Linked DNA regions of Homo sapiens: regions 1, 2 and 4 are each linked to region 3. A link is a loop called in an ENCODE intact Hi-C map of the cell type or tissue named here. Cell type or tissue: heart right ventricle. All regions are shown on one strand. Each heading gives the region's core, and the rest is flanking DNA. Links, peaks and the distances in the headings are about the cores only.

What was found. Peaks named below come from ENCODE experiments on the same cell type or tissue, not always from the same donor. Only the 100,000 strongest peaks of a DNase experiment are listed, where the experiment ranks them.
Region 1: a loop joins it to region 3, with 10 times the contacts of the local background. A loop is called at or near these places in 56 of 110 quality-filtered maps.
Region 2: it touches region 3 in a loop (3-fold over the local background); 44 of 110 quality-filtered maps call a loop at or near these places.
Region 4: it touches region 3 in a loop (11-fold over the local background); 16 of 110 quality-filtered maps call a loop at or near these places.

What each region holds. Positions count from the first base shown.
Region 1 is chr1:221,432,229-221,439,826 of GRCh38, forward strand. The region is part of intron 3 of LOC105372932 (a long non-coding RNA gene); the gene reads left to right. Among named protein-coding and RNA genes, the nearest start is that of LINC02817, 100 kb to the left of the region's middle. RefSeq lists an enhancer at 7,476-7,598. In heart right ventricle, for the core only: CTCF peaks have their summits at 3,379 (motif pointing left) and 3,583; no DNase peak of the experiment used is centred there; H3K27ac peaks cover 363 bases.
Region 2 is chr1:221,200,359-221,207,956 of GRCh38, forward strand. No RefSeq gene overlaps it. Among named protein-coding and RNA genes, the nearest start is that of LINC02817, 130 kb to the right of the region's middle. In heart right ventricle, for the core only: CTCF peaks have their summits at 3,300 (motif pointing left) and 3,503; a DNase peak (open chromatin) is centred at 3,283; H3K27ac peaks cover 2,350 bases.
Region 3 is chr1:220,806,108-220,813,705 of GRCh38, forward strand. MTARC1 (mitochondrial amidoxime reducing component 1) reads left to right here. Exons shown (of 7, transcript NM_022746.4): 7 at 7,185-7,598. The coding sequence ends at 7,311. Among named protein-coding and RNA genes, the nearest start is that of LINC01352, 19 kb to the right of the region's middle. RefSeq lists an enhancer at 6,610-7,598. In heart right ventricle, for the core only: CTCF peaks have their summits at 4,203 and 5,039; a DNase peak (open chromatin) is centred at 4,234; H3K4me3 peaks cover 369 bases; H3K27ac peaks cover 830 bases.
Region 4 is chr1:222,444,465-222,452,062 of GRCh38, forward strand. No RefSeq gene overlaps it. Among named protein-coding and RNA genes, the nearest start is that of TRT-TGT2-1, 17 kb to the right of the region's middle. In heart right ventricle, for the core only: no CTCF peak of the experiment used is centred there; no DNase peak of the experiment used is centred there.

The DNA.
Region 1 (7,598 bases), core at 1,193-5,192, 630 kb after region 3:
AAACCCAGGACAGAGAGATTGGTCCTGGTGATGTCATTTGGTCATTGAATTAAGCTATGCCTGAAGTCTACACATGCATTTATGCAAACCAATTAGTTCTCTTTTTGTTTAAGCTATTTGGCCTAGGTGCTCAGTTACTTAGAATTTGAAGAGTCCTCAGTGATAAAGTTGTGATGTAGGATTTTTTTCTTTTTAACTGTATTCTGTAAATGTAGTTATTACATAATGAGTTCTTTGCTCCTTGTAATGCTATCAAGAATTATCGTAACCTAGTTTTAATTTACTATTTCTGTCCTCATCTCTTGCTACTTTTGTTCCATGCACATATGCTCCAGCTACATTATTCTACGCTTTGTCTGCAAGCATATAATTACATGCTGTATGATTTTTCATGGTATTCTTTATTTTTTCCTAAAATGCCTTCTACCACCTCATGGCTATCAAAAAACTAGTTAAACACTATGGACAAGCTTAAATATCCACTTATGGGTGATTGTCAGGATCAACCCTCTGAACTGCTGAAATTGTGTTCACATTATTATAATTCAATAATTCGATATTTTTAATGAGTTGAGGGACCCATTTGCTATCACATTAGATAAGGAGCCCCTTGATGGTAAGACCCATATCTGTTAATTTACATGCCCATTATTGAATGCTGGCTGACATTCAATAAATATTTAGTGAATTAATAAACAAATGACCACCTTAAGTGGAAAATAGCAAGATGAATGTAAAGGTTTATAGTCAGCAAACTAGTCAGAGCTCAGCAAATAAATGAAAGAATACAAAGAACTTCCTTGACCTTGAAGTTATCTTTCAGACTTTAAAGGGGCCCTTTCCACTTAAGCAGGCTTGTTATTTTCACAGTTTTATGAAGCAATATGAACCTGTTGGATTTCTTTTCAAAGCATAGTAACTAGACCAGTATTGACATCCTTAAAAAAAAAAACAAATTTTTCTCCACCATTTTATCTTGCCTAATGAAAAACCCATTCATTTAGCCTTTTGGCAATTGTTATAACATGCACTCTGGGATTTTTAAGAATAGTTTTCAAAGGAAACAGAGAGGTGGTTCCTCTCCATTTCATTCTAGCCACAGTTAACCTAAGCATTTAGAAGTTTTCCTTCCAGATTTCTACTGCTTTTATTTCTTTTCCTATGTTCATTCATCACCATAGATGCTATGGTAGGAGAGAAAGCGGTTTCAGTTGCAGAACTTGCTTCCTGTTAATACTTCCATTACAGAACATTTTGGAAACAGATGCAATGACTTAAATATAATAATAAAAGTAAAATAATTATATCCAGACAACTAAAGCCAAGTGAAAATAATTTTGCAAAGTGAATTTTTATTTTCCTCTTCATATAATAGATACATTGATATCAGTCCTTACCTCTCTGCTCACATCCATTAGTTTAATAAATAATATTGGAGATATAATTTGCATGGTAATTTTATGTAAACATGTAGATCACTATGTTTCACCTCCATTGCAAAAACATGACTTATTATTTCATGTATTGTAGTGACGATGCTCTCTAAACATAACAATTTTATATTGAAAGCACATTACATGACATAAAACAGAAATTTGTTTTATTTCACAAATGCCTGCAGCGTAACATATTTCCACGTTATTCAATAGGATCCAGAAGTGTATTTAGGAGATGGCTCACAAAATTCTTTTCACTGGCTTAATAGCTTTTTGAGAGAGGAGACTGGTTCCTAATCATTTTTATTCTATTCACAGCATGAAGTTCACAGTGAGTAATAAAAAGTTTGATCAAATTAATGAACAAATGAACGTATTGTAAAAAATAGTGTTAAAAACACAAAATTGCCAGGCGTGGTGGCTCACGCCTGTAATCCCAGCACTTTGGGAGGCCAAGGCGGGCAAATCACGAGGTCAGAGATCGAGACCATCCTATCCTGGCTAACATGGTGAAACCCCGTCTCTACTAAAAATACAAAAATTAGCTGGGCATGGTGGCGGACGCCTGTAGTCCCAGCTACTCGGGAGGCTGAGGCAGGAGGATGGCGTGAACCCGGGAGGTGGAGCTTGCAGTGAGCCAAGATCGCGCCACTGCACTCCAGCCTGGGCGACAGAGCAAGACTCTGTCTCAAAAAAAAAAAAAAAAAAAAAAGAAAAAAGAAAAGAAAAAACAAAAAACACAAAATTTGGGAACAAACTGAGCTTTAGTAAGCATTGTCTATAAATATTTGAGGGAACAGAAATGAGAAGCCAACATTGGTGAGAGCACCACCCAATAAAGAGCTTGATAGATATAGTCACCGGAGAAACTTATTTTAATGTTTCAAAGGTATCAAAACAATAAATGAAACCAAATAAAACTTAAAAATAACAACCAAAAGGAAAGTCTTCAGTCTCCACGCAGTGCTTTGATGTAATATATTTATGTTTTCTTCCTCCTCAGGCCTCACTAAAATAGTTGCATAGGATGGTACAGTTCTTTCTCTTAAAGTACTTCTGTACTAGGTAATTTTTTTAAGTCTCTTCTATATATAATTTATTTAAAGATATAAAGGGCCTCTAGGGCTCTCAGGGACCTCCATGTTTTGGCAAGGAAGAGAATGAAAACAGAAGGTTCCTAAAATTATGGAAACTATTTTTTGGGTAACTTAAAGCAAAACAAAACAAATGAACAACAAACAAAAGTAGAGAGATATAAAAGATATCCCTGAAACTGTTTAATCTGGTGACCTTTCTTTACAGACCAAAAGAGCACTTCTTTTCTAAGATTGACATAAATGCATAAATTGTGCATCCTAAACCTTACTGGAGTTATCTAATTCTACTATAATGTCACTTCCAATTATGGGACAAAAAAAGTCAAATCTTATTCTTGCACTTCCTGGTAGAGATATTTTTCACCTGTATCAGGGCCTAGAATTGAAACTGGAAAATAAGCTACAATAGAAACTGAACTATGAAATTGAACTACAGAGTACAGAAGCCAGCTCAGAATACAATTCGTCTGTTTTTACCAAAAACCATGTTCCTGGGAACATACACCTGTTTGCATGCTAAGAATCTTGAAATTTAAAAAAAAAGCATGATAAAATTTAGGAAGAGGACAATTTTTTTTTCACCATTCCCCAAATCTATTGGCCATTTACTCCCCCAATTAGTTTTTCCAAACAACTTTAGAAGATCAACACAAGGTTCAATTGATTATCCTACTTAGATAAGGAATTGTAAATTATTAAGTTTGGCTTTGAGACTTCACTTTACATTTGCACATTTATACTTACATATATACCCATATCTAAAAAATTGCTTTCATTTTTAAAATAATCCCACAGTCAAGTAGTACACCATCATCCAAGCAAGACTGCTTGTGTGAAGATAGACACCTGGTGGTCAATATGTAGAACTGCAGCTCAGGAAAGACCTAGATTTCTTTGAGGTTGTCTCTTGTTTTTTCCCCATTTCCCACTGCTTTCTGGGTACAGATTGCTGTTGATGGTGGACATACTGCAGCTGTGTGTGAGTGAGTCTCAAGTTCAAGTCAAGAGATTTCCAGAACAGTTACATCAACTCCATGAAAGCTTCAGGTCACAAGTTTTCTGAATTATTTGGAGAGCCAACCAATGTAGCATGCTAAGAATTTTTAAAAGTTACTAAAATCTCTTAAGCAAGAAGTTGAACAGGAGCCTCAGTGTTTGGGAGTAAGGGTTAATCTCCACCTACAAATTTCTGCATTTCCTCTGTCAGGATAATAAGCTTCTGTTTCCTTTGGGGAAGAAAAAAGAAGTGTCGATTCCTTTGTCACCACAAAAGCAAGCATTTTGAGCTTTTAAATATGGCCCTGCCCCTGAACCGACCCTGCCTCGTGTCTAAGTGCTTTTCTCCAAATTGAACCTCACAAGACAAAAATACATAACTTAAAGAAATGGCAAGCTAAAATCTCTCTATTTTTTTGTTACTCCTGGCTATTAATTTTATTCTCTTCAATTTTTAAGTCTTGAGATAAGCTTCTGGAAGCAGATACAGAATAGTTTCTAACTTTCTCAGAGTACACTTGGTTTTAGACAGGGAGTGGAATCATAGCATGGGTTCTCACTCTACTTGCATCGGTAAAGGAGGAGGAAAGACATGCATCAGAAGGACAAATGTGTGAGTTGGCTCTATGTCTGATGAAGTGACACACTACAGTGCCGGAGATGCCCTGATTTCCCATTAAGCTACTACAGAGAAAGGCATAGCTTAGTCGCATGGGCTGAATTCCTTATGGTACAATTATAGGCACAGTCACACCTGAAATGACCAGACATCGTGGTCAGAATGCCCTTTGCTTAACTTCTATTGGGCCTTTGCTCTGTGCCAGCCACTGTGCACAGGCTGCCCCAAATCATGCCACAAGCCCTGTCTTTCTTCTTGTTTCCAGTTGGCCCAGATGGACACACAGCATCCCAGTCCTGGCAAGCAGAGGGCTGGGGTGTCCTTGCTTGGGTCTAACCCTGGCCTCCCATCCTGTTTCTAACCGATGTGTGTACTCATATACATACATCATCATGTGAAAGTCAAGGCCTTCTCCAATATTTAGAGGCTGACTGGTCAGTAGTTTTATCACCAGAAAGAAGAATGGGAAAAGATATCAAGAAACCTCCTTTGTCATGAGAGAAACATATTAATTTGGATTGAATAATGTAGTAAATATAGTGACCCCTCTTTCCATCCTCAGTCAAATTAATGTGAACTTCTGGCCAGGTTTGGGGACACTGGAAGAAGACTTCCTCGTTGCGACTATGAGAACTATCATATCACAAGAACCATTTAAATGTCAGATGCACAATCCTCTTTCTGAAACCCTTGTGAACAAATCCACTATTCAGAATTCAGAATTTTCAGACGGTAGATATGTAACACAGTCTATACATTGAATATTGTGGAATACTCTGATCAGGGACTGGAGTAGGACCCCTAATTCAACACATGAAGAGTTCTATTACTGAATGTGTGGTGGTCACATCAGTAGGGATAAAATAAACAAAAGTAGTCTCGCATTGGTTCAGATCAGGCATTATCATCATATGATTCTAGCACACATGAAAAAACACTTGCTTATCAGACTATTTTTGAATATTTGATGGTGGATAGCAGACTGCGGTTCTGCCTGTGTGTGATGCAAGAGACATTCCCAGGCATGCAGCCCTGTCCAGAAGGCTCCTACAACTCTCCAAAATCAATAGGGCAAACTACACCACCAAGAAGGAAATCTATTATCAAGTAGCCCATTTTCTTTGTTCATCAAAAGGCAATGTATTCATCATAAAACTGTAAAACTTTTAGAAGAAAACATAGAAAAATATCTTCATTATCTGGGATTAGGAAAGGAATTTTAAATGATGCAAAAGCATGATACAAAAAAGAAAAAATGAAATTTTATCAAAATCAAAAACTTTTGCTCTGCTAAATCACTTCCAAGAGAATAAAAAGACAAGCCACAGACTAAAAGAAAATATTTTCAAATCTCCTATCTAACAGAGAACTTTATATCCAGATTACATAACAAACTCTCAAAACTCAACAATAAGAAATCAAATAACCCAATTAAAAATGAACAAAGAGATTGAACAGATGCTTCACCAAAGAAGACACAGGAGACTCCCCCACCATCGCCTCCTTAACCACAGGGGATACATTTCAAGACCCCCAGTGGATGCTTGAAACTGTGGATCGTACTGAACCCTAAATAACTACTCATAATAAAACAATTATAATAATTTACTATAATAAAAGTTATGTGAATGTGGTCTCTCCCTCATCTCATACTGCACTCACTCTTCTTCTTGTGATGATGTGAGATGATAAAATGACTATGCGATGGATGTGGTGACAGTAATCTGATAAGTGAGATGCCTACTCAGTGACTAACAGGCAAGTAGCCTATACAGCATGAATACACTGGACAGAGGGGATTCATGTCCCACGGAGCAGGGCTGCGCAAGATTTCATCACACTGCTCAGAACAGTGTGCAGTTTAAAACTTACGAATTGTTTGTTTCTGGAATTTTCTATTTAATATTTTCAGGACACAGTTGACTGCTGGTAACTGAAACTGCAAAAAGAAAAACCTTGGATAAGAGGGGACTGCTGTATAAAGTACGAGAAAAGATGTTTAATACCACAAGCCATTAAGGTAATGTGAATTTAAACAACAGTGAGCTACAACCACACACCTATCAGAATGTCCAAAATAAGGGCAGGCGTGGTGGCTCACACCTGTAATCCCAGCACTTTGGGAGGCCGAGGCAGGTGGATCAGCTGATGTCAGGAGTTCAAAACCAGCCTGGCCAAGAAGGTGAAACCCTATCTCTACTAAAAATAGAAAAAGAAAAAAAAATAGCTGGGCGTGGTGGCGCACGCCTGTAATCCCAGCTACTCTGGAGGCTAAGGCAGGAGAATTGCTTGAACGCGGGAGGCAGAGGTTGCAGTGAGCCAAGATCGCACCACTGCACTCCAGCCTGGGCAACAGAGAGACTCCGTCAAAAAAAAAGAATGTCCAAAATAAATACTGACAACACAGAGTGTTGACAAGGATGCTGAGTAAGTAGAATTCACATACATGATGGCTGGAATTGGAAAATGCTACAGCAACTCTGGATAATAGCTTGGCAGTTTCCTTATAAAGTGAAACATACATCTACGCTATAACTCCACAAGGCCGATCCTGAGTATTTACCCCAGGAAAATGAAAATGTATGTTCACATGAAACTGATAAACAAAACTTCAGAGTAGCTTTTTTTTTTTTTTTTTTTTTTTTTTTACACAGTAGCTTCAAACTGAAAATAACTTGAATGTCCCTCAATGAGTGAAAGGGTAAATAAACTGTGATACCACATATGATGGAACACTATTCAGTCATAAAAAAGAACAACTTAGATAACTCTGTGCTGAGTAAGAGATGCCAGTTTCAAAAGACAAAAGCACAATGGTGGAGAAGAGATTAGTGATTGCCAGGGATTATGGTGGAGGGAGGGGTGAATATAAAGGGACAGCATGGGGAAGCTTTGGGGGGTTATGGCACTGTTTCGTATCCTCTTTGTGGTGGTTACACAAATCTATACATATGTGGAAATCCATAGAGCTGTACATCAAAGAAAAAAGTCAACTTTACTATAGGATAATTTGGAAAATAATTTTTTTAAAGGCCAATGCATTCCTATTTGACTTTTCTATTCACAGTTTGTTGTCAATCTCTTCTTTACTGAACTGATGACATCCTGTTTTCACTAACACTGCTTGCCTGGCGGGGAGATATGAGGCATGTGTGAGGCATTGCAGATACAAAGATGAGTCAGGCAGAGGCTCATGCACAGGGCTCACCACCTGGGCAAGGAAATGAGACAGGGAAGTGAAGAGACGTCAACAATTTATGCTACAGAAATTCAAGGGGTGAGAAATCCCTGATCACTATGGGAAGTGTAAGCACAAAGCGTGTTTTCTTAACTCAACCAAGAAGGAATAATTGGTTCTGTTTACTGTTTCCTTACCAAATATATTTTTTGGTAATTTTGAAGACTCCCTTGCTTTGACCAAAAAATATTAAATTTAAAAATCTCATTAGT
Region 2 (7,598 bases), core at 1,537-5,536, 390 kb after region 3:
TATATGAAAACTTTGGGCTAGCATTTCAGAATTCAGAATTTTGGGATCTCAGCAAGCTAATATGGCAAATATATGGTATATTGTATTAAAATCCCCAGTGGGGTTTGATGCATCAACCTGTAGTCAAACACATAGACATTTCTGTAGCAGAATCAATGGATGCTCCCATTAGGTTTTTCAAATAAAGACTATAAATAGCTTCACATCAGTTCAGATCAGGTGTCACTACCAAATGAATTCAGACCATGTTAAGTATTGTCAACCAAATGAGTAATAAAGAAACTTGTGGGTTTGGAAAGTGGATAAGAGGCTGTGGCCTATACTCATTGGCTAATTCAGGCAATTCTGCTTTGTTCCACACTGTGTATAGTTTTACCTGCCTGTAGCCTAGCCCCTCCCCTTAACCTTCCCATTAGGAGATTTCTGGAGGGAACAAGCAAAAAACACACACTTTTTTTTTTTTTTTTCACCTGCACACCATTCAGCAGCATTTTCATCACCTTCCCACCAGACAAGGAAACGGGCTTCAGATCCTGTGGGAGTTTGAACTGGGAGTAAAATTATATAGGATATGCTTGCCTAGCAGAGTAGAAGAGAGTACAAGGCAAACACCATATGAGTTTGCAGTTTTACCAGTAAGATAATGATTCAGTTATGGAGGATAGCTCCTATGGTTTTGTATAACATTAATTTGGGTTTTCAGGGATGACAAAACTTATTTAGAAGCTGACTCAGGGGATAAATTTTGATTTAGCAAACAGTCTCAGAGAACGGTGTTTCAAAGACAACCACCTTGTCCAGGAGTCTGCCTTTGAAAAAACTGAGAAACAACCAGTTTTGATGGATTCTTTCATTCTCTATAGGCCTTCACTAGATCCCCATCCCATCCTAGGATTCTCTACCATTCTAGAACAAAATTCCCACTCACTAGTTGACATGGACTCAGAAAGAAAGCTAAGCAATAGTGTATTTACTCTCCAAATATGACCATTGATTATCTAACATACGTTTTCACCAAAGTACTTTTATTGTAGAGGATGTCAGAGGTATTAAAGAAGCCACACCCCTAGTGACAAATACCTTTACTGCCTCCTGTTTTACCTTACACATTTGTGAGAATTTAAAAATCTATACAATAAATTATTCTTTTTAACACAAACATAAATTTTCCTCAAACATTTTTAAGAATAATTAATACACCAGGAAGATAATTTATGCTTATCTGGGGCCTTGCATATTCACTATCAGCATGGCCAGGATCCAGGAGGTCACATGTACCTGTCTGAGAAACATGAAATTGATGTGTTGTCCTCTGAGCTATCCCTGAAAGAGTAGACTTCAGGTACTATATTGACGACTGTCTACCTCATCTTACAACCCCCAACTGGATCAAGTAACCACAGATCTTGGTTATAGAAGACAAGGGTTTAACAGGACACTAATAGCAATTATGTCATGTTCTAAACCTTTTGTTTTTATTTGCTTGGAAGCTGAGGCCCAGGAAAGTTGAAGGACTTCCTCAAGGTCACAGAATCAGGACTAGTTTCTAGACCTCCTAACTCCAATCCCATTTGAACTTAGGGGGTAGTATATGACTGGTGTCTGACTGATACCAGTCAGAAAACAGATGGGTTGTGTGGATGAATCAGCTACACTTCTATCCTTTTCACATAACCCAGACAGTTCAAAGGAGTTGGAGATGCATTTGCTGTATTTTGCTTTTTGCAAAGGATAAGTGTCTCTTCCCAACTTTTATGATTTGAATAATGATTTAACAATGAAGATCCTGGAAACACAAACTCTATGGGAGGTTGGTAAACTTTTATTTATAAGATATGCTTATAAATAAAGGATATCTTTATTTTCAGTGCTGGGCTGCTCAGGATTAGACTAGAGTGAAGAAAACTGGATTGTATTTAGATTTTTCTGATATATTTGAAAGCTGAAAAGAAAGTATAGGAAATAAATACTTTTTTTTCATTTAAGATTTTAAAAGGAATTTAAGTGCTTGTTAAAAAAAAAGTTGCCTCTTGACTGTCGGTAATCTTTTCGGCAGACATAGAAAGGGAAACCTTTATACCTTTGTATTTTTAGTTCCTAACAAAGGACAACTGTGCATGAATGGGGAGAACATTAACCCCCACTTGCCCTCAAATGTAACCTGTGATCACATTGTGCCAACTACACCAGTGAGCACCAACAAATATAGTTATTAATTGAGGTTTCTCAAACATCTGGACTTTTGGCACCCAGAACCAAAATAGCTGGACATTTGTTTGAATTCTCTACTTGTTTTCCAAGCTTGACATTGAGTCAGAATAATAGCAGTTATAGACTACTTCCTATATGCCAGAGTCAGGCTAAATGTTTTACCTGTATTAGCTTGTTTAACCTTCACAACCATCAAATGAGTCCTAAAGTATGAATGATTCCTTTTAGAGATGAGGGTACTGAGGCTCAGAGAAGGAAGCACAGAGCTGATATGAGAACACTGTCTGTCTGATTATAAACCCTGAACTGAGAGTGTTTCATTTTGGCAAAATGACTACAGAGGGCAACAAATGATATAAATCCAATTTGTAGCTACCCTACTAAAAGAAAGAGTGACTGTACAATATCTGAGTTAATAACATTACTCAGTAGTATCACCATTGTTAGCAAATTTGATAATTTGGGGAAAATTTTTCCTTCTCTTGAATTACTCTGATGCATTCAAATTCACCTGATAATTGTGTATTACATGTATTACCCTTTGAGTATTAAAACAACTGAAAATACCTGCATCTTTGTCAGATTAAATAATTTAGAAAATGAAAAAATACACAAAAACAAATTAAATAAACATAAGACTCAATCCCTGGGTTAAAGATGAATATTGCAGTTTTCTTTACTAGTTAGTGGCTAGAGTTTTAACTAGGTAACCTTGAGCAAGTTACTTAATCTCTTAAGCCTCAGTTTTCTCATCTTTAAAACACAAATGATAACAAAACCTACTTTAGCCTACTTTGCTAAAGGATGGAATAAAAAAATGCATGTAAAGTGCTTAACACAGTGCCTGGCTTATAGCATGGTTTCAAAACATAGTTAATTATCTGTCATAACTTAAGCTGGTACCATGGGAGAACTGGAATTCAGAAGTACACCTGAGGTCTACTCCCACCAATGGGGTGGGGGGCTGGGGTGGGTCACTGGAGAGCAGAGAAACCTCATGCAACTTTCACCCTTTCTCCTTGTTTCTGGATCTTCAGTCGCAGAAGTAAGCCAGCTTCACTTCCTCTGTTACTACTGCCCCCTGCTGGCTGGGGAGGGAAAGATGCGATGGCAGAGCTGAAATTGTTTGCTTTCCTTTCTCTGCTTCTCACACTTCTCTGTGCCAGGTCTTCAGGTTTCTTTAAATATTAAAGCTGACTAACCCTAGCCTCCTGTAAAAGGATGTGAGAGCATGAATATGATCACTCTCTCTTTAGTACTGTAAAATTTTATGGTTATGTAGAAATTCAATGTTAAAAAAACCCCAACAACTCTATGATGAAATTTCTCTGGATAAATAATTAGTTATGCCCAGAGACACATTGTGGGGGCAGTGCATTTTTTGACCTTTCAACATAGACAGATGGTTTACGCATCTTCAGCATTCAGAGTTTTCTGAGGAGCATTATATAATCTCAGTGTGGTCACCAAATGAAATAAGAAATTCCTCATTTGGCAGATGGAGCTTGCGTATCGAGTTCATAAACTTTAATACTTCTCCCAAGTCCAAAATCAGAGACAACCTGCTCCCAAGTCAGTTTCCCATTTGCACTTAATTAGGGAGTGTGTTTTGGAGGTCAGTGAAAACCAGTGGAGTATGTTTTCATAATAACTTCCCTCACAATAAAATTATTTGGGAGGCAGCTATCCAACTTTTTCTGGAATGAGGGCAAGAAAAATGGGGACACAAAGTGAAGTTATTGGATACCTTATCTGGAACTGCCCAAAATGTTGACTGAGATCCAAAGAACACACAGTACCTTCTGGATCAGGGAAAAGGAGCCAAATGTTTTTATAGTCCCAACAATTTTCTTAACTACAATTTTGCTTCATTTCTAACAACGAAGTGAAGTACTTTTAAGGATTCCAAATACTAGAGAACAAAAGCCTTCTCAGAGTTGTAATCATGTCATACAGAAATAGAGACAGTAAGTATCCTGGTTAAGGAAAATGTGAATATGTGGATGAACAAAAGTGACTGGTAGTTAGGACAGGTAGCCAGACTGTCACTTACTGGCTGGATGCTTTTGTGTATTTGGGTTTAACAAAGATAACATGGTGAGTCCCAAACATGTTGCACCTCACTTTATAAAGTGTGATATCACTGTAGCTGTAGGAAAGTGTATTGTGCTTGTATTAGCCTTTTTCTAAAATGTCCTAGAATAATTCTAAGTCACAAATCAAATTAGAGAGAGTAAACTTCCTTAATAGATTAAGAAATCAAATTCTGATAGACTAGTACTTCTTTGTAGTTTTTTAAATAATATTTTTGCTATTTTTTCTGAGACAGAATTTTGCTCTTGTCACCCAGGCTGGAGTGCAATGGTGCAATCTCGGCTCACTGAAACCTCTGCCTCCCGGGGGTCAAGCTATTCTCCTACCTCAGCTTCCCGAATAGCTGGGACTACAGGCATGTGCCACCACGCCCAGCTAATTTTCTTTTCCTTTCTTTTTTTTTTTTTTTTGTATTTTTAGTAGAGATGAGGCTTCTCCATGTTGGCCAGGCTGGTCTCAAACTCCTGACCTCAGGTGATCCACCCACCTCGGCCTCCCACAGTATTGGGATTACAGGCGTGAGCCACTGCACCTGGACTATTTTTGCTATTTCTAAATTGCATTTGGCTTTTATAACTCCCATCAATCTAGAAGGACATGGCAAGATCCATAAATTTCTGAATTGTGGTTGGTGAACTTTTATCTCAATATGAAGCTGATGGCTGCAATATGTTGAAAGGATTTTCAACCTCATATACAGAATATGGTTAACTGTTTCCTCTTTCTCTTACTCGTACACACACACACACACACACACACACACAATGACTTGAGGTAAGATTTGTTATAATTATACTGTGTATGTTCAGTGAGAAATTGTTCTGAGATGAAGTCCTGAGGCTTCTCAACCAAATTTCTCTCAAAGGCAGTTCATATGTCAAGTTGTTACATTCACCAAATGACTGAAGTGTAACCATAACAAGGGAGCATGACCCATGCATCAGAATGAATACACTATTTCTCTTTAGTCTCTTAATTTAATAGTGATGATAACAAGGAATTTGTTATACTTCGTTTCCAATATTTGGCAGATCATTTGGATTATGGCCTTTATAAGTTACCTGTACGTAAATCACCCTAAATTCAGTTCAGCTGGTATTTTTCAGTGGCAACAGAAGTAACTTCATTTTATATATTAATTGTATGAGGTTTTGATATTTCAGGCTGCTATTTTAGGTCATGTACTGTGTGGTAGGCAGCTGCTAAGATGTCCCCCACTTATCCCTGTCTCCTGGTATTGACGCTGTTCTCTTCAGTATCACTGAACTTACATCTAATGAATAGAACATGATAGAAAACGATGGGATGTTCTTAACAAGGTTAGGTTAGAAAAAGACTGTGGCTTCTGTCTTGGATGCCCTCTCTGGATCTCTCTCTCTGGGAGCCTTCAGGCTTTGGGAAGTATGCTGCCATATTGTATATGGCCCTATGGGGAGATGCCCAGATGACAAAAACCAACCAACCAAACAAAACCCACAAAACCTAAAAATAAAAAATAAACCCTTATAAACCTGGTCAACAGCCAGTGAGTACCTGAAGCTTGCCAAGAGTCGCATGAGCAGTCTTGGAAGCAGATCCTCCCCTAGTCAGGCTTTGAGATGACTGCAGCCCCAGCTCATACCATCATTGCAGCTTTGCAAGAGACCTGGAACCAGAATGCACTCAGCTAAGCCATGCCCAGATTCTTGACTCATAGAAATTGTGAGATTGTAAATGTTTGTTATTCTGAACAGCTAAGTTTTGGGCATATTTGTTACATAGCAATTGATAACTTACAAACCTCTCTAAGTCTATGGATGGCTAAATATCACAGAGTAGCCATCCTTAAGAATAGTCAGAATAGTCAGTGATCAAATACTCTGATCCATATTCTTTGGCAGAAATTATAAGCCAGGTCTTCATCTAAAAGAAGAAATGTGATTCCGGGCAAGATGGCCTAATGGGAACAGCTCTGGTCTGCAGCTCCCAGCAAGACCAACGCAGAAGGCAGGTGATTTCTGCATTTCCAACTGAGGTACCCAGTTCATCTCATTGGGACTGGTTAGACAGTGGGTGCAGTGCATAGAGGGCGAGCTGAAGCAGGGTGGGGCATCACCTCACCTGGGAAGTGCAAGGGGTCAGCGAACTCCCTCCCCTAGCCAAGAGAAGCCCCAAGGGACTGTGCTGTGAGGAATGGTGCATTTGAGCCCAGATACTACACTTTTCCCACAGTCTTCGAAACCCACAGACCAGGAGATTCCCTAGGGTGCCTACACCACCAGGGCCCTGGGTTTCAAGCACAAAACTGGGTAGCCATTTGGGCAGACACTGAGCTAGCTGCAGGAGGTTTTTTTTTGTTGTTGTTGTTTTTTCATTTCAGTGGTACCCAGAACACCAGCAAGACAGATCTGTTCAATCCCCTGAAAAGGGTGCTGAAGCCAGGGAGCCAAGTGGTCTAGCTCAGCAGATCCCACACCCATGGAGCCCAACAAGCTAAGATCCATGGGCTTGAAATTCTTGCTGCCAGCACGGCAGTCTGAAGTCAACCTGGGATGCTCAAGCTTGATGGGGGGAGGGACGTCCACCATTACTGAGGCTTGAGTAGGCAGTCTTCCCCTCATAGTGTAAACAAAGCCGCCAGGAAGTTCTGACTGGGCTGAGCCCACTGCAGCACTGCAAAGCCACTGTAGCCAGACTGCCTCTCTAGATTCCTCTTTGGGCAGGGCATCTCTGAAAGAAAGGCAGCATCCCCAGTCAGGGGCTTATAGATAAAACTCCCATCTCCCTGGGTCAGAGCACCTGGGGGAAGGGGCGGCTGTGAGCGTGGCTTCTGCAGACTTAAACTTTCCTGCCTGATGGCCCTGAAAAGAGCAGTGGATCTTCCAGCACAGCGCTCAAGCTCTGCTAAGGGACAGACTGCCTCCTCAAGTGGGTCCCTGACCCCCATACCTCCTGATGGGGAGACACCTCACAGAAGAAGTAGACAGACACCTCATACAGGAGAGCTCTGGCTGGCATCCAGTGGGTGCCCCTCTGGGATGAAGCTTCCAGAGGAAGGAGCAGACAGCAATCTTTGCTGTTCTGCAGCCTCTGCTGGTGATACACAGGCAAACAGGGTCTGGAGTGTACCCCCAGCACACTCCAGCAGACCTGCAGAAGAGGGGCCTACTGTTAGAAGGAAAACTAACAAACAGAAAGCAATAGCATCAACATCAACAAAAAGGATTACCATGCAAAAATCCCATCCGAAGGTCATCAACATCAAACACCAAAGGTAGATAAATCCAAAAAGGTGAGGAAAAGCCAGTGCAAAA
Region 3 (7,598 bases), core at 1,753-5,752:
CTATAATTACTCTGCATTACTTTCGTGAAAACAACAATAACAGTTTAGCATACAAGCACTTCAGAGCTGATATCTGCCAAATTTGGGACCCAGGAAATTGCTGAAACTCTGAAAATGAACTAAGGGTGCTTCTCTTCATTGGTCCCTTTGACATTGAATGCTGAGTCACAGGCCAGGTGTCAGGTCTCTTCTCTACAGCCCCTGAGACCCTTCCTTGGCTTTGTGTAAGACCCTTCCTTGGCTTTGGTCCTGACTTGGCCTCCCCAGGTGTATCTTGTAGAAGGGAGGGCCCTGGGAACCTTGAGGAAGGAATGCAGTTGAGATGTGACTATCTTGTATCCAAACCATCATGAACGAGCGCATGACAGAGAGGTTGCTCTAGGCTTTGTGGAGCAGGACTCATTCCCTGTAACGTGAGGTTGTCTGCCTCCCCTTCCTTCCACCTCTCACCAACCTCATGGCCTTTTTGGGGGCCAATGATTCAGTCATCTTTGATCAACAACCAATCCCTCCCTGACAATTCTACTGTCCCAGATCTGGCCCCATCTCTGGGCAAGCTGAAGCCCTGGGCTGGAGGGCTGTCATCCCCGCTGTCACCTCACCCCTGAGCATGAGGCTGTGGCCTGACCTCTCTGGCCAGCACCTGTCATCCTATAGGAGATAAGTCCCAGAGTGTGGGCCAGGCTGCAGCAAGGTTAGCAGGTGGCCATGAGGGCCTAGGCCACCTGGCAGAGAGACAGTGGTCAGCAGGGAAGTCAAACAGGGTGGGTGGAGGGAATTACGGAGAAGGGGGTTTGTGGTACTCAAGGAATCCTTAGGTGGATAGCAAGCAGCTGGTCTCTACCTGGCTCCAACAGCGTTGGGTGTGATTTGCATCAACATTCAAAGAGGGGGCTACAGACCAGCCTAAGGGAATCCCAACATTTTGAGAGATGTTTCTCAATACTCAAAACATTAACAACTTTTCTGTAAAAAGCTAATATTGTGGAGCATTTAAGATTGGTATATTTCATTCCATGTAACTTTCACCTCAAAAAAAAAAGCAAATAATGGTTTTTACTCTAGGTAATAATATTCAAGCTGAACTGTTCAGAGTTGAAATGTACTGGTGTCTGCAACTTACTTGGAAATGCAAAAAGACAATACAGTGGATTGATGGATAGATACATGTGTGATAAAGAAAACATAGTCAAGGGCAGGCACGATGGCTCATGCCTGTAATCCCAGCACTTTGGGAGGCTGAGGCTGGTGGATAACTTGAGGTCAGGAGTTCGAGACCAGCCTGGCCAACATAGTGAAACTCTGTTTCTACTAAAAATACAAAACTTAGCTGGGCATGGTGGTGGTCACTTGTATTTGCAGCTACTCGGGTGGCTGAGGTAGGAGAATCCTTTGAATCCGAGAGGTGGAGGTTGTAGTGAGCTGAGATTGTGCCACTGCACTCCAATTTGGATGACAGAGTGAGACTCTGTCTCACAAAAACAAACAAACAAACAAAAAAACAAATATATATAGTCAAGTGTTAAGCTCAGAATTCAAGCAGCGGGTAAATGGGTGTTTGCTGTAAAATTATTTCACCATTTGCCTGCTTGAGAATTTTCATAGTAAAATTTTGGGGGGAAATGTCACTATATGTGACAGAACATTGATGAGAGGACCAGGGTTATAGCTATTCTTTGAAATGCGCTCACTCACCATCAGAACAAACCAGAATTCAGTCTTCCTGTTTTCCATGGCCACAGAGGAGCTACTAGGGGCAGAAAGCAGGGTGGGCCAGCGGGAAGATCCCGGGCTGGGAGTCAGGAGACCTGGATGTGCAGCACACCGACTGCTGTGCTCCTACCCCTGCCCGCACTCAGACCCTGAGTGTTCTTCCCTATAAAATAAAGGAGGCAGGACAGAAATAGATGATTCTGTGTAAATCAGCCAAGTGGTTTGGGGAATTGGCTGTCATCCTTTTTTGTCCATCTTGTTCTTTCTCTTCCCCCTGTGTGTTGCTCGGTGTGGGGCATCCTTCCCTCTGGATTTAGAAGGTTTATGCTCTTGCAGAAACAGCCTCCGCAAAGCACTTCACGTGTTTGGGCTTGTTCTCTGCATCTTCAGTGCCCCCCTTCCTCCATTGGGAGCCTGTGTTTATAGAAGGAGGATAATTGACCCTAAACACAGAGTGAGGGTGGGAAGGCGGGGGGCGCAAGGAGCCAGCACACCCCCCTGATCTTCCGCAGGCTTTGTGAAGCCCAACAATCTGGCCCTAATTGCTTCTAATACCCCAGGAGACAGTGCGGCCAGCCTAGGTGTCTTCTCCTATCTCTTACTGAGATTTAAATTGCCATGGATGTGTAATTTATGTTCTTCCCAAGACAGGTGGTCATAAATCGGGAAGAGAAAGGCCTGGCCACATCCCATAAATCATGGGAAGGGAAGCAAACAGTGGTGTCCACAGCCTCTCTGCTATTGGGCAGGTTGCTCAGAGCTACACCACTTTCTGCCTCTGGGCACTCATGGTGCCCATGGCTGGGGTTGCTTCTGGAATGCCAGCGCTCAGCTGGGAGACCTCTGTGCCTGACCAGCCCTGCCTCCTGATGTTAGTCACCCACAGGCAGAGCCCGCGGTGGTACAGCAGTGGGAGGAAAAGAAATACAGAGGCATAGGGAAGCCTTTGTCTGTAAAATGCTCACAGCGGGAGGCACAGTGGAGGCATGTCTGCTAACAGGAAGATATGAAAATGGAATTTTTCTTTTCTTTCTTAAGGGAAAGTGACGTACACACTGATCCCCATGGTTGAAGGAATGGCTGGAGTCTGCCGTTGTTGCTTCCATGACATTTTGCCCCTAATGGAAAGAATATAGCACAGTTACTGCATGGGTACTCAAAAAAAAAAACGTTTTGCTGGATGCACGAATACTGTGACAGTAATGACATTTGCCAGCAGCCACTTGTGTCAGGCTGTGCTCTGCTGAGCTAAACACAGAATATATAGCAGTGGTAACTCCATGGGAGGAGGCAGACTCTCCACCCTAGTCTGGCTCTGTCACCTCCTAATTGTGTGACATTGGCAAGTCGCTTAGGCTCTTCAAGTCACAGTTTCTTTATTGGTATAAACTGGACTTGTAATACCTCTTCTGGTAGACTGGAATAAGGCAAGATATAGGATTTTTATAGATGATAAAATACTGTACACAGTGACCATGTAAGCTGCGGTCATTGAGAGTCACTGTTTATAAACTTGACACCTTCTGAGAGGAGGAGAAGCCTGACCACACTTCTTCCCATACTCAGAGGCTGCTTTAAATGAAACCTAACACGAACTTGCCCAGCGGCCAGCCTCTGGAGGTTCAGTGTGGCACCTCTCCCAGGAACGTTCACGATGCCGTCTAATTCTTCAATTTAATTTAATTTAATTTAATTTATTTATTTATTGAGACAGAGTCTTACTCTGTCACCCAGGCTGGAGCACAGTGGAGCAATCTCAGCTCTCTGCAACCTCCGCCTCCTGGGTTCAAGCAATCCTCATGCCTCAGTCTCCCAAGTAGCTGGGATTACAGGCATGCGCCTCTACGCCTGGCTAATTTTTGTATTTTTAGTAGAGACAGGGTTTCACCATGTTGACCAGTCTGGTCTCAAAGTCCTGACCTCAGGTGACGTGTCTGCCTTGGCTTCCCAAAGTATTGGGATTAACAATGCTGTTTAATTCTTAACCTGGCCATAGAGATAGGCAGTCATGAGGCCTCAGGAATGGCTTCTGCCGCTGGTGACTTATGGTCCCATGAACGCCAGTGGTGGGATCGGGCAGTGACCAGATACTCTGCCTGGAGTCATGGCCTGGACGTTGACCAGTGAATGCGTAAACCAGGCAGGGTAAACAAGGATCAGCCCTCTGTGGTGCACAGCACTTTAACGGTAACAAACTGTTTCCATTTACATTGCACCTTGTAAATAATAGAGACCTCGGTTTTAAGCTAAATAAAGTGTCTTGGGCTTCCTGCTCATTAGAATAGTTATGTTTCATGTTCATTTAAGGAGAAAGTGCACTAAGGAAGATTTTAAATGAGTTTTAATTTATTAATACCAACAGGAATACATATATGAAAAGTCACATATTTAAAAAATCGTAGAAGACCCATGTATGAAAGAATACTGTTTCAGAGTGTTGAACTTAGTGTGCGCACGAATTCATAGACTGCTTGCAATACCTCTTAGTGCCACAAGGCGCCGCTAGTGACCTCGTTGAGTCTTCCCACAGCCTGGAGGCGGGCTTCCGCAGCAGTAGCAAGAGGAGGTGGTGCAGGAGGCGGTGAGAGCCCGCAGCAAAACCAGGCAGCTGTAGGAAAGCCCTGGCAGGCCGGCCCACCGAGAACCCCTTTTCCACTCCCATAGCTCTTCCCGCTTCTACTCCTAGACAGCGGAGTGGACCGCCACCTGTGAGCCGGTGACCACACCTGCACTTTCACAAAGCAGCTCCCTCACCCCGACCTGTGCAGTTTAGGGAGGCTGTGCCGAGAGGGGCAGCCGCTCTTTACGGTCCTCTGCTCCTCATTACCTGGTGGGGGAGTGAGTGTGTCTGTGCTTGGTTGGCAGGAAGGGATAGGTGAAAAATGTAAGTGGCTAGAAATTGGTGTAGGTGACTAAATTGTGAGACCCCTCGGTTCTTCTCAGGCCTGTGGGTGTACTCAGGAGGATGTCGACGACCAGGGTTACATCCTGGGTGGGAAGAGTCCACTAGACTCTGAAGTCAGCCAGGCCTGGGCTCTGGCCCCAGCTGGATCCTTTAGATCTGTGATCTCAGGCAAGTCTGTTACTCCCCCTGAGACTTAACTGTAAAATGAAGAAAAGGCAAATTCCCACATAAGCAGGTTGTAAGGATTAAAAAAGAGAACATGTGTAAAGTTCCTTATAAACTATCCATGTGTGATGCGCAGAACTCCAACTCTCAATTTCTCCCCAAGATAATGAGAGTCTGGACTCTTAGACTGCAGAGCTTGGCAGCAACGGAAACACCCATACAAGCAGCTGATGTGTCCCCTGTTCCTGAAGAGGTCACCCTCTGACAGATAGATCTCAGAATGTCATGAATGTTGCATGCTGAAAGAGGAGAGCCAGGCTAGGAGAGATGCCTGGTTTGTCAGGTCCAAGGGCATTGCAGAAACCTGATTACAGAGAGAGGAAATACTCTTGGCAAGGCAGGGAAGCCTGCATCAGCAGCTTGTTATTTTCATTCATCCATTCATTTGTTCATTCATTGTTCAACCAACATTATTTTTGAGTGGTTACAGTGTATGTGTGAGGCACTGTTCCAGGCCATGAGAATGCAACAGAGAACAAAGTGGACACAGTGCTGCCTACAGGATGTTTACAGTCTGGGGAAGGAGCTGCAGGTCTCCAGAAGGTGGTTCTAGATTTGACTCTCTGTTTTCTCCTTAACAATTTCTGATTTGAAGAACAACATTAGAACCAAGTTGTTGCAGTCACTTTTTCACTTTTTTTTAAAGCAAGGCAGAATAAAATGAATGATTTATCTAAAATGTTTTAAATATAAAAATGATGTAAAATTAGGGTTAGATTAAATAAAAAACTGAAGGTTAACTTCTTCCCAGTGGGGAAGGTGGGGGAATCTTGCCATGTGAGTCCCACACATCTGCTCATGTACCCTCTCCCTGCGTCTTCTTTAATTTTCTGCTGGACAAAAATATTCATATTTATACTGCCTCTGACAGACGGTTTTACTCATGAGCATACTAATCCAGCCAGCAAACAATGGTGGGTCACAGGTGATGTAGGAGGCCCGGCATTGGGCGTGAGCAGTACAAGGGCATTAATCACAGTTCCTGTTCTCCAGGGACTCTGCCTTGTAGAACAGACAAACTTGTGCCCTGACATTACAGGACAAGATGTGTGAGTATTGGAGGGGCAAAGAGAATTGAGGAGGGGGAATTACTCGTAGCTGGGGGAACCTGGGCTTCCTTCCTGGGAGATGTGGTGTTTGATTTGGGCCTTGAGGCAGGTACAATTCTAAAGCATGGGGACCTGGAGGAGGAGCATCCCACAGGAATCACAGAGGACTTACCGAGTCAGTACAATGCAAAGCAAGGTGAAATCCAGCAGAGAGCTGCAGAGGCACAGGTAAGGAGCAGATGGCAACAGGTCTGAAAAAGCAGGCTGGGGCCAGGTAGAGCCCTACATACCAGGCTGAATAGTTGGAATGTTATTCTTTAGGCACTGGAGAGCCACGGAAGGTTTGTGAGCCTAGGAATGATAAGACCAGAACACAATTAAAACAGTGATATAGTGCAGTGTCAACAATGAATTGAAAACAGGTAGAGAATGAGGAAAAGAGGTTGGTTAAGAAGTTATTATGATAGTCTGAGCATGCTGGAAGCAAGATCGTGACAGTCGGAATGAGGAAAAGCAAGCCAAGTCAAATGATGTTGTACAGGAAGAACCTTGGAACTCGGCAGCTGCGGACAGGCTGTGGGAAGAGAGGACAGTGGTGTAAAGGATGGGCTCCCAGCCCAAGTGACGGCTAGGATGGTGGTTCAGGTGACAGACATGGAGGAGACAGGAGGAAAGATGCCTAGGGCAAAGGAAGATGATAAAGTATGTCTAGACACATTGAGTATCTAATTTTTTTTTTTTTTGAGACGGAGTCTTGCTCCATTGCCCAGGCTGGAGCGCAGTGGCACAATCTCCGCTCACTGCAAGCTCCGCCTCCCAAGTTGATGCCATTCTCCCACCTCAGCCTCCCGAGTAGCTGGGACTACAGGCACCTGCCACCACTCCTGGCTAATTTTTTGTATTTTTAGTAGAGATGAGGTTTCACCGTGTTAGTCAGGATGGTCTTGATCTCCATCCTGGTTGTGATCTGCCAGCCTCGGCCTCCCAAAGTGCTGGGATTACAGGCATGAGCCACCACACCTGGCCAAGTATCTAACGTCTTAATGCCGAAAGGGGGAACATGAAGGTAGAGAAAAGATGTGGGGATGTGGCCATTGCTTATGCTTCTGTCGTTGTTTGCTGGGCAGGCTGTTCACTGCCCCACTCCAGGAGGCGCTGTTCTGTTGAGCTTTGACGGGATGGTGCCCTCTCGAGCTGTGCGTGCGGAGGCCCTGTGTGGGATGGAAGCCACGTGCTGGTTGAGCTCTTGCATCCGCTTGGCTGTGACTCATCATGATCTTTTCCTATTGCAGTTATCGCCAGTGTGACCCTTCAGAACGAAAGTTATATGGAAAATCACCACTCTTTGGGCAGTATTTTGTGCTGGAAAACCCAGGGACCATCAAAGTGGGAGACCCTGTGTACCTGCTGGGCCAGTAATGGGAACCGTATGTCCTGGAATATTAGATGCCTTTTAAAAATGTTCTCAAAAATGACAACACTTGAAGCATGGTGTTTCAGAACTGAGACCTCTACATTTTCTTTAAATTTGTGATTTTCACATTTTTCGTCTTTTGGACTTCTGGTGTCTCAATGCTTCAATGTCCCAGTGCAAAAAGTAAAGAAATATAGTCTCAATAACTTAGTAGGACTTCAGTAAGTCACTTAAATGACAAGACAGGATTCTGAAAACTCCCCGTTTAACTGATTATGGAATAGTTCTTTCT
Region 4 (7,598 bases), core at 1,467-5,466, 1.6 Mb after region 3:
AAATTGAATTCTATGATCATCACTTCTATTCATCAGTGTAGATCCTGGCCTGTTGTGAAACAAGCCAATACTGCTGGCAAGTAGGTTTCATTTTGTAGAGGAAGAGAATTAATATGCACACTCAGTCTTTCCAAAACTATCTATCAGGTATGAAGAGCCACCACAGACACTTTTGTCCAATAAAGTCCTGCCTAGAGTCCCGCCTAATAGCTTTACACTTTCGTTTGTGGATTAGATTCAAGCACAGTTTATCCCTTCATGCAGATGAGAATGTCAGACAGCTCACCTACACCTCTGTGCCCTGAATCCAGGGGCACACTTAATCCTGCTGCTAGGTCAGATGCACAGCACACATGTGTCGACCTGGAGAGGTGGATGAGTGGGAAAGAAAAGGGGCTTTGAAAATAAGGGTTAATGTTACCAAGGCTCGGCATCAAAATCCCCCTCTGCACATCTTTGTTTCCCCTTCCCAGCTCTCTCCAGCTGCATTCCTCTACTCTTAGTAATATCCCAGGGCCTAGAGCAGTGCCAATCCTATTAGAGTTGAGAGACTAGGATGGAGGTAGCTAGGTACTCTCTAGGGGACTCCCTCACCAATTTCCTCATAGCCATTCCAGGGAGGTAGAAACCAAGCTCTAGACAAGACTCTGGAGACAAGGGCCCCGCCTTCCTTGGGTCACTCATGCCTGAGTCCAGCCCTCTGCACCACAGAAGTGGGAATCAAACCACTAGGATCACCTGACTCTTGGTCCTTGGAGGTTGGGGTGAGGGAGAGTGGCAAGAGTCATGAGGAAACTGTGGCACTCAGACTACAAAAATTGTGATAAATCTGCGTATGAATATCTGTCTTTCACCCAGTCACTTCATGTAGAACATCATACTATCCCAAGCAGACCCTTCAAACTAAATAGTAAATCCACTAACACAAAATCAATCACATTTACCCGTCTGTGTTAGTCCATTTTGCATTTCAAAGGAATATCTGAGGCTGAGCAGTTTATAAAGAAAAGATGTTTATTTGGACTCATGTTTCTGCAGACAGTACAAGAAGCACAATGCCAACAACTGCTTCTGGTGAGGGCCTCAGGATGCTTACAGTCATGGCAGAAGGTGAAGGGGAAGCAGGTGTGTCACAAGGCAAGAGAGAGAATAAGACAGAGAGGAGGAGGTGCCAGACTCCTTTTAACAAATAGCTCTTGCATGAACTAATAGAGCAAAACCTCACTTATCACCATGGAGATGGCACTAAGCCATTCTTGAGAAAGCCACCTCCATGACCCAACACCTCCCGCTATGCCCCATCTCCAACACACTGGAGATCATATTTCAACATGAGATTTGGAGGGGACAAATATCCAAACCATATCACCATCCTTCAATGGTCAGCTCCTCTCTGTAGCCATCTCAGCCCTCCCTCCCTCCTCATGTCCCCTCATCTGTGTTCCTGAGCACCCTATACCCACCTCTGGGACAGTCCATGCACATGGCAGCATGAGTCGTGCATTTATGTAACTATCTTTTCTGCGAAGCTGGGTTCCCCCGAGGCAGGGTCCAAGCCTCAGGCATTGGTAGCTCTCCAATATCATGCCCTGTTCCTGGCATATGGTGGGTCCTCATGTTGGTGGTCACTGTTAAAGCCCAATCATAAAGCCAGATGGAGTGATGTTACCAGGTCTTAGATGTCAGAAGGTCCTTGTGCCTTGACATAGGTCCAGCATAAGCTGTTATAATATACACCAAATACATGGGACCCTCTTAGGTTCCCTTTCCTTTTCCAGACACAAGTCCTTTGACACACGTCAGTGTTGTTCCTGTCGATTCAGTACCCCATCCCCAAGTTCTGACCTGCAGAGGCATGATGAAGCATTTTCATCGCTGTGGTGAATCTTATTAATATCGGCACACAGATTGGCCTATTCATCAGTGCATATAAAAAACTAGCCACAGAAAAGGAAAAACTTGACCATAGGCCAAGGAGTTTGCGGGGCTTATATTTATCCAAATTATTTTGGCATTAATACCATGCTGCAAAGTCTACAAAATCAAAAACGCGGAACTCTGGAAATGAGCAAGGTTAAACTAAGACCCGTTGCTGTAGTTATTTGCAATTACCACTCACTGCCTGAGTCTGCAGTGAGCTGCCCAGCAATAGCCTGTGCTCCCCTGGGATTCTGCCCATGAGGTCCCTGGTGCCACCTGCAGCCTCCCAATGCCATCTCCAGCCTGGGAAAGAGAGTGAGCATAGGCATGGGAGGCATTAACCAGAGAGAGGATGCATACAGTAATGAGATCAAAGTGGAGGTGAGGGCTTGTGCATTCAGGTCTGTGGATCAGGCTGATGATAGCAGACAAAAGTACAGGAAGGATGCTTACTTCTTGACATCAGTCTTCCAATAACGTGGCCAAGAGTCGAAGCTCTGCTCACCACTCACAAACTGTGAACGTTTGGGCAAGTTACTTATCCTCTCTGGGCCAGTCTCCTCATCCGTAAACTTGGAAATCATGGCCCCTGTGTCACAGGGCTGTCATGAGGATCAAGTTAACAATATATAAAAGTGTGTTTGAACAGTGTCTGGGGCATGATATGTGTTACAAGCTTGTTGTTATCTTTATCTGGACTCGGTCCTCCTTTCTGATCACCTTACTAGGTGACATCACATTCAGCTTTTATTCATTCATTCAATAAACACCTACTGAGTGCAGCTAGAGCACACTTTCCTCTGCAGGGCCAAACCCAAACTCTTTCAAGGCCCAACTCTCCATGAAGCTTTTCCAGTTATCCCCCATGGACGTGACCATCCCCTCCTCCTCACTTCATTTTTTCCTCTCTTTTAGCACTTAATCCTTTTAAGTTCAAATCATAGCTTAAAGCTTCCTGAGGACAGAACCAGTGTCTGATTCATTTTTATGTTTCCCACAGCATCATCTCTCACACTGAGTGTGAAGTCATTAAATAGTGTGGAATGAATAAAGGAAAACTTAGGATGAAAAGCAGGAAAAAGCAGCTCTCTGGGCTTCTCATCACCAGAGCCTGTTTTTAAAAGGTAGCTAGGAGACCATAAATTGAACCGTCTACAAAAATTATTTTGTACTTAGTTTATGCACTGCACAAACCAACACATAATTTTTTTAAATGAGAAAACCCAATGTCTTCACCATAGGATCTAATAATCAAGAAAAAGGGAAGAACCCAGTGCCCGTTTGCAGTCCTGAATGCTGCTCCCCCATCCCTGCTCCAGGGTCACCGAGCTTCTAGTGAATCCAAGCACCTAACTGCCACCAGACTCCCTGTGGTTCTGCTGAGGCCTTCCCACTGCCCACAGTGCTGGGGTGAAACCTGCCTTGCCCTCCCTAAAACTCTCACTCTCTCATAAAGCTTACCATCTCATCTCACATTTCACCATGATTTGGGGGCCACAGAATGAATGTCCCCATTTCCTCCACTTTATCCCCATCCTTTTTCCTTCCACCACATCTGAGAAGACCAACCACTCTCCCTTCCAAAGGCCCTCTTTCCTGGGCTCAGGTTATCCTCCCCTGGTTCTGACTTCCCCAATCTTGCTTTCCTCCCTCCAGCCTTTTCCCCTCTTCCACTTATTAGGACAATCTCTACTCCTGCACAAACTTAAGCAGTTTACTTAACCTCAACTATAAAAGCTAAGGTAATTTTTGGTTTAGGTTTTTCTTGATTTTTCAGAAAGACAGGCAGGATCTTGCTCTGTTGCCCAGGCTGGAGTACAGTGGTGCAATCATGGCTCACTGAAGCTTTGAACTCCTGGGCTCAAGCAATCCTCCTGCCTCAGCCTCCCAAAACAATGGGATTACAAGCATAAGCTGCTGTGCCCAGACAAAAACTAAGATAATAATAAAACTCATCTCTCAGATCACACGTGAGAAAGGATTTGCAAAGCAAAGAGCTTACAAAAATGTTAGGCATTTTCATGTCTTCCTGTGGACAGAGATCACCATTTTTAATTCCTCTTTGGATCATCCACAATGTCTTTTAAAGGGTATGGCATATAGTAGGAATTCAATAGATGAGGCACATATTGGCTTAATGAGTAAGCCCTGGTATGAATGAATCAAAACCCGCACATCCATTTCACTGATCAATTTATCTCTAAGTGAGAGTGTTTGGCCTTAACACCTTACTCTCAATCAAGTGAGAAAATTCCTGCTGGGTGGACCCCCTCTCTCAGAAAAGAGTCTTTTGGGTCAAATTGGTAATGAAGTTGTAATCTGAAACAGTTTCACACCTGAGCTCCTAACAACTCTAGGAGAAAATTCAGCTGTTGGGTGTGGCTAAGATTCATAAATATCATCAATTTGTTAAGAACTTAGATTATAATCAACCATAGAGCTAATCTGTTAGTTACAGAACACTGTTTTGGGGGGTATTTTGGTTATTTTGTTTTGTTTTGTTGAGACAGCATCTTGCTTTGTCACCCAGGCTGGAGTGCAGTGGCATGATCATGGTTCACTGCAGCCTTCCTGTGCTCAAGAGATCCTCCTGTCTCAGCCTCCTGAGTAGCTGGGACCACAGGTGTGTGCCACCATGCCCAGCTAACATTTTTATTTTATTTTATTTTTTGCAGAGATGGGGGTCTTACTATGTTGCCCAAGCTGGTCTCAAACTCCTGAGCTCAAGTGATATTCCTTCCTCTCCTCCCAAAGGATTGCAATCACAGGTGTGACCCACTGCACCCAGCAGAACATTGTTTTAATGCTGTGGTATATAAATTTGTTGATTTCTTTAGGCCAGTGCATATATATTACTTGTTGATGTAAATAATCTGTTATATGAATTTGTTGGTTTTGCTCATCTGTGTACCCTAGGTCTTCAGAAGCTCTGATGAGCAGGGTGTCACATATACCCAGGCCTCCCCAACGTTAAGGGACAAAACACCTTTCCTATCACACACACTGCTGCCCCCTTAGACTGCCATCCTATACCTTGCTTTCCTTCTCTTATCAAACCCCCGTCACAATAGCCTGCAATACTCCAATATTTGAAGCTCCTGAAATATCATCAGTTCTGCTCCACTCAGCTGCATTCTCCAATGACCTAATTACCAAATTCAGCGCATTTTATTTGATTTTCTACAATGTTTCAAACTGCTAGCCAGCCCATCTGTTTTGAACCTCTTGCCTTCTTTCCCAGACAAGATAACATCTCTGTGCTCCCATTGTTCCTCAGCCCCAACCTGCACCTCATTTCCCAAACTTCAGGCCCCAGCTGCTGATCCCCTAGGTCCTAGGGGCTCACACACCCTTTGGCTTCAGCAGCAACTTTTTTTTTTTTTTTTTTTTGAGATGGAGCCTCACTCTGTAGCCCAGGCTGGAGTACAGTGGCACAATCTCAGCTCACTGCAACTTCCGCCTCCCAGGTTGAAGCGATTCTCCTGCCTCAGCCTCCTGAGTAGCTGGGATTACAGGCATGTGCCACCACACCCGGGTAATTTTTATATTTTCAGTAGAGATGGGGTTTCACCATGTTGGCCAGGCTGGTCTCCAACTCCTGATCTCAAATGATCCACCCACCTTGGCCTCCCAAAGTGCTGGGATTATAGGCGTGAGCCACCATGCCCAGCCCAGCAGCACCTTAACGAGGACACACATCTCCAACTCAGGCCTCCCCCAGGCTGCAGCCTGGAATGTCCAGCGGCATGTGGAACTCCACCTGGGTGGCCTGCAGCTCAGCAGGCCCAACACAGGATCAGTCTCCAGTTTCCCAAACCAGCTTGTCCCTTGACTCACATTCCTCATCAGGAGCCAGGCTCTGTTCTGTCACATATCCCACAAGAACAGACTGGGTGCCCACCCTGTGTGGGCATTGCCCAGGGGCGGGGGCTGCAGCATTGAACAGGACAGGGCCGCTGTCCTCATGGATGGGGGAACCCACACGGTAAGCCAAAAATAAACATAAAATATTACATCAGGTGGTGATGAACGCTATGAACAAAAATACAACAGGCTTAGGAGATCATGGCGGGGAGGCCTCCATTTTCTTTTCTTTTTCTTACCATTTTAGGAGTTTATAGTGTTTCACACAGATATTGAACACTCTGGGTCAAGATGAGCTCATTCAGTAAGGGAACCTGGAGAAAGAAAAGAAGCAGGGGACCTGTCCCGGGATGTGTCGACATTCAGAGATTTGGAGGAGAATGAAAAGGCACCACACCTGGGCCAGGTGTGGTGGCTCACGCCTGTAATCCCAACACTTTGGGAGGCTGAGGGAGGTGGATCACCTGAGGTCAGGAGTTCGAGACCAGCCTGGCCAACATGGTGAAACCCCGTCTCTACTAAAAATACAAAAATTAGCCAGGAGTAGTGGCACACACCTATAATCCCAGCTACTTGGGAGGCTGAGACAGGAGAATCACTTGAACCCGGAGGCGGAGGTTGCAGTGAGCCAAGATCACACCATTGCACTCCAGCCTGGGCAACAGAGTGAGACACCATCTCAAAAACAAACAAACAAACCAAAAACAGAAAAAAAAAACAAAAAGGCAGCCTGGAGACAGAAGGAGCTGTTGCTGCCTGAAAGTTAGAAGAAAATCAGGAGTGCACTTTCCCAGAAGCAAAGCAAAGAAACATCCCTAGAAGAGTCGGCGGAGCCCAGGGCCCCAGTAGGGTGAAGACAGCATCGGCCATTGGCTTTGGCAACCTGGAGCTCGAAAGAGGAGACAAGGGTAGTTTCAGTGGTGCATGGGAGGGAACCCGTGAGAGAATGGGAAGTGAGGGATGAAGCAGACACAGCAAGAGCACACAGCCCTTCTCAGGAGCTTTAAGAGAAACAGGAGCAGAGAAATGGAGCAGGAGTTAAAACTAAGTCTAACATGAGGCGTTTTATGTTAGGAGATTCCAGCATATTTATATGCTGATGAGTATGAGCCAGGGGAGAAGGAAAATGTGAAGATGTCAGGGAAAAAGAAGTAATTGTAGAAGCAAACACTTGATTGGAGGGAGGGTTTAGGAACCATAGCACACATAGGGAGTTTGGCTTGGGACGAGCAGAGAGTTTTCTTGAACTCCTCCCTTAGATCCCTAATCACTTATCTCTAAGCTATACTCGTGACATCTTAAATCTTGAATCAATCACCAAATGTAGTAATTTATTCACCCCATAGTATTGATCATCTTTTGTCCCTTGATTTTCATTCTCACTGCCGTCATTTGGTAACTAAATTATCACATCTTGGAGAATCACTTGAACCTGGGAGGCAGTGAGCCGAGATCGTGCCACTGCACTCTAGTCAGGGTGACAGAGCAAGACTTCATCTCAAAAAAAAAAAAAAGGTAAAAGATGTTTGTTTTAATTTTCAAACCATAACCACACTGAGCCCCTACCTGCCCAGAGCAGCAGGATGACCAGTCTCTTTCCATAATTCCCTTCTCCAAATACCCTGAGTACAGATAAGGTGGCACCTGCAGTCCATGGATCAGCCTGTGAGAGACTCCAATGCTCCCCTTGAAGCTACAATCACTGATGTCCAGACACTGGTCTCTGCTGCCTCCTGTCCCTTCCCTGCTAAGGCAAGGGCCTGGGGTCCCTGTTGGAATCCAGAGGATGAAGCAGGGCAAAGACAAGCCCCCAG